Regions from separate parts of the Homo sapiens genome. Here regions 1 and 3 are each linked to region 2. Evidence: chromatin loops called from intact Hi-C (ENCODE). Cell type or tissue: IMR-90. All regions are shown on one strand.

Region 1 (2,500 bases), 85 kb after region 2:
AACTCAGCCTCCAAAGGGCTTTCAAGGTCATCCCACCTCTCAGCCTCTCTTCTCTTCCTTATGCTGCTGCAGTAGTGCCCCTCATTGGACCCCCTCTCCCACACTTTCTCTCCTGCAGGTCTTGTCCACATATATCCTGGAGCCCTATCTTAAAGCCCAGCTCTGCTCCTGCCACTCACTTATCACCATTCCAAGCCTCCCCGGCTTGGCACTGCTCTTAGGATAATGGCCAGTCTTCTAGCAGGCACTCCAGCCTCATCCCTCATCCTGTCCCCCTATCCATATCCCATCCTCCTAACTAACAGAACCTCTCGATTTCCTGGGTGGATCACACGTTCTCTCAACCCCAGCATTTCCCCTGCTGTTCTGTCGGCCTGAAGCCCCTCCCTCCCTCATCTTATGTTTTGTTAACTCCTCTTTGTCCTTTGGGTCTCAGATCAAACACCTCTTCCATGTAGAGGCTTCTCTGACCCTAGACCAGGCTGTGTCCCGGCTGCTCCTCCTAGCATCACACTCACGCCACTTCATCATCATCACTCGCTCTGTGTCTCTCACCCATCAGGACATCTGCTCCGCTCACTACCGTATCCCCAGCACCTAGCACAGGCAAGCGCTCATCCATATTTGTTGGAAGAATTAATGATGGAACAGATTACTTAAAGATCACAAACGGAGCACTGGTTAAGCCTCCCAGGGATCCGAAGAGAAAAGGGCAGGAGGCCCCAGCTGGAAGATCCAGATTGGCTGGTAGATCACAGCTTGGCCAATGTGTGGCAACTGCTGCCAAGCCCCCATCTCCATCGCCCTGGGGGAATTTGGGGCCGGCTTAATATGTGTTGAAAAACCACTTCCGAGGGTGTGCTCATCCCTTGAGAGAAAAGCCACGTCGACGCCTTCTAGCTTCTAGCTTCTAGCTGTATCTTCTGGTGCACTGGAAACGGCCCAACCCTTGGCTGCATTCTCCATCCCAACACACACACACACACACACACACACACACACACACAGCCTTCCATTCCTGCTTCTGCGGGGGCTCATTAAGTCAGACCACACTGCAGGCTTTGCTGTGTCTGACTGCCACCTCTCGGATTGGGCTGTCAGCACAAACCCTCACTCATAAAGAAAAAGGCAGCTTCCTGTCCATCCTGAGGTGTCTGTGTGAGTGTGTACCAGAGCCCAGGGGAAGGAACAGTGAGAGAGAAGGGAGAATGGGCGTTTGCGGGAGTGGAGAGGTAGAAGAGGGAAGGGAAGAGGAGAGAAAAGAAGATATTAATTTTGAGCTATCAAGCGGGAGGTGGGAGAGAGGCTTTTCTTAGTGAAGCAGTAGGGCACAGTCACTAAAAAGGAAGATTTTGGGGAGTCAGACACCTCAAGCTGGAAATCAGCCTTGCCACTTACCAGCTGAGTGGCTTTGGGCAAGACACTCCCTTCTCTGAACCGCAGTTCTCAGATGTTGCTCTGAGGGTTAAGTGGATCGTGTGTGATGTGCCTGGCTCGGTTCCTGGCTCACTGGGTGAGCTCTGTTAAGTGGCAGCTGTTGTTGCTGCCACTGCCACTGTTGTCCTCACTCCTGTTGGGGAACATGCCCCACTCCTGTGTCCCACCTCACCCCCCTCACTCACCCACTCCCCGGAGTGTGGGGACTTGTCATGGCTCCAATCACTGCATCTGTGGCTAGAGTGGCTTTTAAAGGCTCAGACTCGAACCACTGATCCAGCACCTGGACAGCACAACAGCAGAGAGAAGGGCTTAGGAGCCTGGATGGGAGGAGGGCCCTCTCACTGCCTGGTCGGGCCTGAGGCTGGGGAACCACTCACCTTGGTAATGGGAGCTGTGAGGACCTCATAATATCGGGGAAGCTGGGCTCCCAGGATGCGGCCTACAAGAGAAGATCCACAAAACAGAAGTTGAAACAGGTGACAGGGAAACCCTCCGACCTGGCCTGGGGGATAAAAGCATGGAGGATGCTGAGACTTCCTGCCAGGAGGTGGTATAGCACAGCCAATGCAGGGACAGATCCAGCTTGAGTCCTGGCCACACCTCTCACTAGCTGCAGTGCCTGGGACACATTTTTAACATCTCTGAACCTGCTTCTTTACCTGTAAAATGGGAATCCTATTTTACACCCCAAGGGCTACGGTGAGGATTAAATGAGCTAGGTAAAGCATTTGCAAGTTCATGGGTACTTAATACATTTAAGCAGTTAGCATTATTTTTGGAAAATTTTAAACTTGTACCTTATTCCCTTATTTCGAACTCTGGAAGGCCCATATCCTGGGAGAAGGCTGGCATGGCTGATCCATTCCTATGACCCTGATTCAGACCATTTCAGAAAGAAACTAGGCTTTAAGGCCTTCAGGGTAGAAATCATGGTCTCTAGCCTTACAGCCCCTGGGCCTAGCTTAGTGTCTGACACATAGTAGTTGCTCAATAAATGTTTTTTGCCTGTTTTTCACACAGAGCTCCTTGGACTGGTTATCTGAGAGAGAGGCAGTGTCTA
Region 2 (2,500 bases):
AAAAAGGAGGGAAAGACCGACTACCTCCTCTTGAGTATATTCTGCTTCCCAGTATACAAGGGGGTTGACTGCACTGCCCAGGTCTGGATCATGTCTACACAGCCCGAGGAATGAGAGGTGGTGGTTGGCAAGATGCAGCCAGGGCCGGAAAGAGATGCAGAGATCCCCCAGGAACCAGTGTGTGAACTCTCTGGCCGTGTCCTCCCCCTGCCATGAAGAGCCGAGATAATGAAGATAGAACAAGCTCAGAGCAGGGCAGAGAAGCCATCCAGGAGACATGACTTACGGGAGGAGAGTTTAATTGGTTTAGCCTAAAAAGCCCATTACGCTCTCTGGTGGACACGGTAATGCTATAAATATCCACAAGGTGACAACAAGGGAGAGAGGATGGGTCTGTCTCGCTGATAGACTGTTAAGACCGGCGGCGCAGGGGGAGGCAGGCCCTGCTGGGGGCTTGAGCTCATTTCAGGGGCTTGGAGATGTTTTTACAGTGAGAATCCTTTGTTCAAATGAAAGCATACATGGAACTCTGTAACATGAAACAGATGGATAGCTAAGCTTCTCTAGCAGAAGCAAAGGTCATTCTTTGCCCCAACTCCTGCAGATACCTCACCTCACCCTCCCTGCAGCGCCCCGGCATCTCCTCTAGGCTCAGTTGGAAAACCTGTAGGTGAGCTACTCAGAGGCCCCCAGCTCTGACAGTCCTTGCTGGGGAGTGGCCGTGTCTAAGCAGGAGGTGAGGGTGAGGCACCCGAAAAGACAGTCTGTGGGGATGCAGCTTAAAGCAGGGCCCCTGTGTGGAAAGGGGTTTTTGCTGCCAAGAGATCCTGGGAGTGGTGAGACAGTACCCATCAAGCCTCGGGAAGGACTGAGCTCGTTAAATCACAAGTCGTATCTCACTGGCAGCTGCAGTCTTGGGAGCAGGCATTGGCAATGGATTGTGAGCAAGCGCATGCCTGTGGGGTCTCTCACATGGTCGGGAGGGGAGCTCAGCTTTCAGGGAGCATCTCAGAGTGTGCAGATGGGAGGGTGTTAGGGAAAAGGAGGCAGGGTGATGAGCACGGCGGCAGTCCCGGACCCGGAGTGTGGAGGCTGAGCTCCAATCCCTGCTCTCTGTAAATCTGCCATGTGACCTTGGGTTGTTTGGCTCTCAATTTCCTGATCTGAAACACAAGGTTGGATAAGAAGAGGGAGTGGGATGGAGGCGTAAGCTGCGGCCGCCCGTTCCCAGCCCTCTTCCGCCCTCTTATGGCCACCCCTGAACCAGCCTTTGCTAGGCGGCTTCCCAGGGCCTCCAGGGCCTGCGAGCCCAGTCTGGGAAAACTGGGCTTGGCAATGACCCTGGCAAGGGCATCCCAGGCCGTGGCTCCTGGATGAGAGAGACAGAATCAAATCTGCCCTGGGGGGAGGGGAACTGGGAGAGCTCCTTTGCCAAGGGACCACACTTGGGGGCCACCCTTGAACCTCTTTCTAACAAGGAACAAAGGCAGCTCCACGAGTGACTCCTCTGCTCAGAAACACAGCTCTCTGCTGCCTGGAAATCACAAAAAGACGCTGAGTGATGGGGTGCCCTTCTATGCTCTGGTTCCCTCCCAGTTTCTTTCCTCCCAATTTCCCTCCTCATCTTCTATGCCTCTATTTAGCCCTCAGGACGTGACAGTTCCCAGATCTCTGCTGGATGCCTCCCTTTATCTGAAATGCTGGTTCCAGCCTCCAGCACTCCCCCTAACAGGGAACAGGTACTCACTCCCTCCTCCCTGTGAGACACAATTAACAGTGACATACAATTTTTTAATGTGAAAATCAACCACCAAGCAGGCCAGGCATGGTGGCTCACGCCTGTAATCCCAGTACTTTGGGAGGCTGAGGTGGGAGGATGGCTTGAGCCCAGGAGTTCAAGACCAGCCTGGGCAAAATAGCGAGACCACATCTCAGAAAAAAAAAGAAAACCAGCCACAAAGCCTACTACTCACACCTGTTATTCCTCAGTAGGAGCCATGGTGCACCTGGCCTTTTGTTCTTGGTTTTTCATCACTGTACAATGTTTTTTTCCTGCTGATCCATAATCCTTATGGTAGTAATTTAGCAGCTGCATGATTCATCATTATACAGACTGGTGGCTGTCAGTCTGAGTCTAGGGGCTGTCCAGGTGATGGCATCCAACTTCTCCTTTCACCCCAGGAACTCTGCATTTACCTTTCTCCCAGCTTCATTGTCTTGTTATAACACACTGGGGGTTTCAGGAAAGATTTTATTTGGAAAAAAAATCTGTGGTTTAAGACACTTAAAAATCACGGAGCTAGATTAACAAATATGCACATAACCAAATGCATAACAAATATGCACATAACCAAATGCATCATTTCAAAGAATGGTTTTGCACATGCAGACTTTCCCTCTTTTAAAAGTGTCTCGCTGGCATTTTTTTTTCTCCCCTGCCTGGCGTTGTCCTTCTCTGGAGAATGCGTTTGCCTCGACCCTTCTATTAGAACAGGACTCC
Region 3 (2,500 bases), 66 kb before region 2:
TCAGGCCGGGCACAGTGGCTCACGCCTGTCATCCCAGCACTTTGGGAGGCCGAGGTGGGCAGATTACCTGAGCTCAGGAGTTCAAGACCATTCTGGCTAGCATGGCGAAACTCTGTCTCTACTACATATACAAAAAAATTAGCCAGGCATGGTGGCATGTGCCTGTTACTCAAGAGCTACTCAGGAGACTGAGGCATGAGAATTGCTTGAACCTGGGAGGCGGAGGTTGCAGTAAGCCAAGATCACACCACTGCACTCCACCCTGGGTGACAGAGCGAGACTCCATCTCCAAAAAAAAAGGTTCAGAATTCTGAACTTTCCAGATTTTAGAAAGGTAATATGGTATCTGTCTTATAACGCCAAAATCAGACACATTAATATTTCTGCAGCAGAGTGTGTGACTGTTCACACTAAATGGGATATGTAAAGACTATAAATAGCTTCGTATCCTTTCAAGTTAGATTTGCCTCCATCGATTAATTTTGGCCCCAAGCTTTAAAGAAAGCAATAACTTTGTTTTCAGAATTGTTTTGATTTTGGAATTGTGTGTTATGGGCCTGTTATATTTTTCTACTGCTCTCGAATCTCTTCTCATATTACTCTTAAAGATTTAAGTTTCACACCTTATTGAAAAATTGGAGTTCTAATAATTTACTTTTCTGGTTTCTTCATTTTTCCTTGGGATGTAGAACCAGATTTTGATTGCTTTCATCCATTGCCTTTAGATCTCCTCCTAACTTCTCCATGTTTGTAAGAATCAAGACCATGCTGCCTTCCTAAGAAATTCTGGAATCCATTAGACAAACCAGTTATCCTTTGTGCTGTCTCCTAGAGAACCCCAGTGCAGTTCAAGGCCTGCCTCAGTTCCAGGGCATTCTCTACCAGCCTTCATTTTGCAATTTGCAGACCACTGTTTTTTGCCTCTTGTAACTTTGCTGCTATATTCAGATAATGCCACAAGATGGTGCCCAAATAGCAGTGAATTTCTTTTTCTCACATTTCCAAGTGCCAGTCAGCTTCATAACTAACTTCTTTGCCCTTAAAGTACAGTCAAATACAGTATAGGAATGTTGTAAGGGATTCTGCTGATGAGGAAAGATATATCAGAATAGCAAGTGTTTATTCTGAATTCATCTCGATTTCTGTAATCTCCCTGGTTCATGACTTGCTAAACCTTATACAGGCATTATCAATTTGGAACAGTAAGAAGGAAGCATTTAGGCTTACCATCTATGATGTAGGCTTATCCCCATTTTATGGTGTCAAGATAAATGACTAGCCATGCAATTGGAACTGGTATTGTGGCACCTAAAGGAGCGCTTGGGTCACCAGACTGTTGTATGGTCCATATTTTCTCAGACCTTGGTGAAAGTGTTATGGAGAACCAAGCTTCTATATTAAAAATTGAAGATGAATTATCCAGATTTGTATATTTTTTGTTTTTAGAAATAGTTTTAGTTTTCCATATTGTAATTGTATATTCCAGAAGATTTCTGGCTCCTGGAAGTGCTCTGAAAATATTGAAATGTGGTTTGCCTCTGAAATATTTTTTCAATAAAGTTTTAGAGAGGAGATATGAGTAAAGCCCAGGGGCTACCATTTCCATTTAAGCAACAAAATAGAAGAATATCAATACATATCCTTGATACTTATTGAAATATTTGTAAAGATCAGTAAGCTGAGAATAATGGGCAATTGTGTTGAAGCACTAAACATAGTTGAAAAGTAGAATTTAAATATGTATTAGCAAGACTAGAATCTGAGTCCCTACTAGATTCTGACTTATTCCATATACTTCTATTAGCCTCAGATATTTTTTATTATATAGTAGTAAATGTAATGACTTACAGTAGTATCATTTTCACTTACAAAGCACTTAGGAAATTAAAGGAATTAACTCTTGTTATCAGGTAAGAGAGACCAGGATATCCACTTGTCTCATGACTAAAGTTTGCCTTGTAATTTGGATTAAGGGAAAGTCATTGGTTATATGAAGTAGACAACTGTGGTTAATACTGCTCTTATTTACAGAGAGAAAGCGGTTGGAAGCCAAGCAACGGGAAGACATCTGGGAAGGCAGAGACCAGTCTACAGTTTGAACATCACTCAATGAAAGGGATAATTCCATGAATCAGAAAATGTTTCCATAGCCTTCAGATAAGATGATCCTTCCAGAGCTCTATGTACATGCAGATGTGCATGTTAAAGAGATAAAGTGATCGAGACAAGGACTGACTGGGTATAGAAGGAAGACAGACTCCTGTCTTCACTCCTAAATGCAGTTCTTTGGAATCACCCTACTGTGGTGGGCGTAGTAGGGAGCCATCAGCTAGGAAGAAACGTGGGAGATGTGAATTCCAAGAGTTGCCTGGACAGGGCAAGTCATGTTAGCGTGGGTCACACTTCCAAGATATTTAAAGCAAATACAAAACAGAACAGAGGATTCAAACCGCAAGTATGGGAGATTTAGGCCCTGCAGAGGCAGACCATTCCTTAGTAT

Evidence for each region. Hi-C counts contacts between places; a loop is a spot of excess contacts. Peaks named below come from ENCODE experiments on the same cell type or tissue, not always from the same donor. Only the 100,000 strongest peaks of a DNase experiment are listed, where the experiment ranks them.
Region 1: it touches region 2 in a loop (6-fold over the local background); 3 of 110 quality-filtered maps call a loop at or near these places.
Region 3: a loop joins it to region 2, with 10 times the contacts of the local background. A loop is called at or near these places in 40 of 110 quality-filtered maps.

The regions. Positions count from the first base shown.
Region 1 is chr10:98,393,574-98,396,073 of GRCh38, forward strand. It overlaps PYROXD2 (pyridine nucleotide-disulphide oxidoreductase domain 2), which reads right to left. Exons shown (of 16, transcript NM_032709.3): 7 at 1,818-1,879; 8 at 1,623-1,720. It overlaps MIR1287 (microRNA 1287), which reads right to left and starts at 1,734; the gene lies at 1,645-1,734. In IMR-90, a CTCF peak has its summit at 1,075; a DNase peak (open chromatin) is centred at 1,008.
Region 2 is chr10:98,308,507-98,311,006 of GRCh38, forward strand. No RefSeq gene overlaps it. Among named protein-coding and RNA genes, the nearest start is that of LOXL4, 42 kb to the left of the region's middle. In IMR-90, a CTCF peak has its summit at 1,256 (motif pointing left); a DNase peak (open chromatin) is centred at 1,175; H3K4me3 peaks cover 159 bases; H3K27ac peaks cover 532 bases.
Region 3 is chr10:98,242,060-98,244,559 of GRCh38, forward strand. It overlaps R3HCC1L (R3H domain and coiled-coil containing 1 like), which reads left to right. Exons shown (of 10, transcript NM_001351015.2): 10 at 2,032-2,500. The coding sequence ends at 2,099. Among named protein-coding and RNA genes, the nearest start is that of LOXL4, 25 kb to the right of the region's middle. In IMR-90, a CTCF peak has its summit at 956 (motif pointing right); no DNase peak of the experiment used is centred here.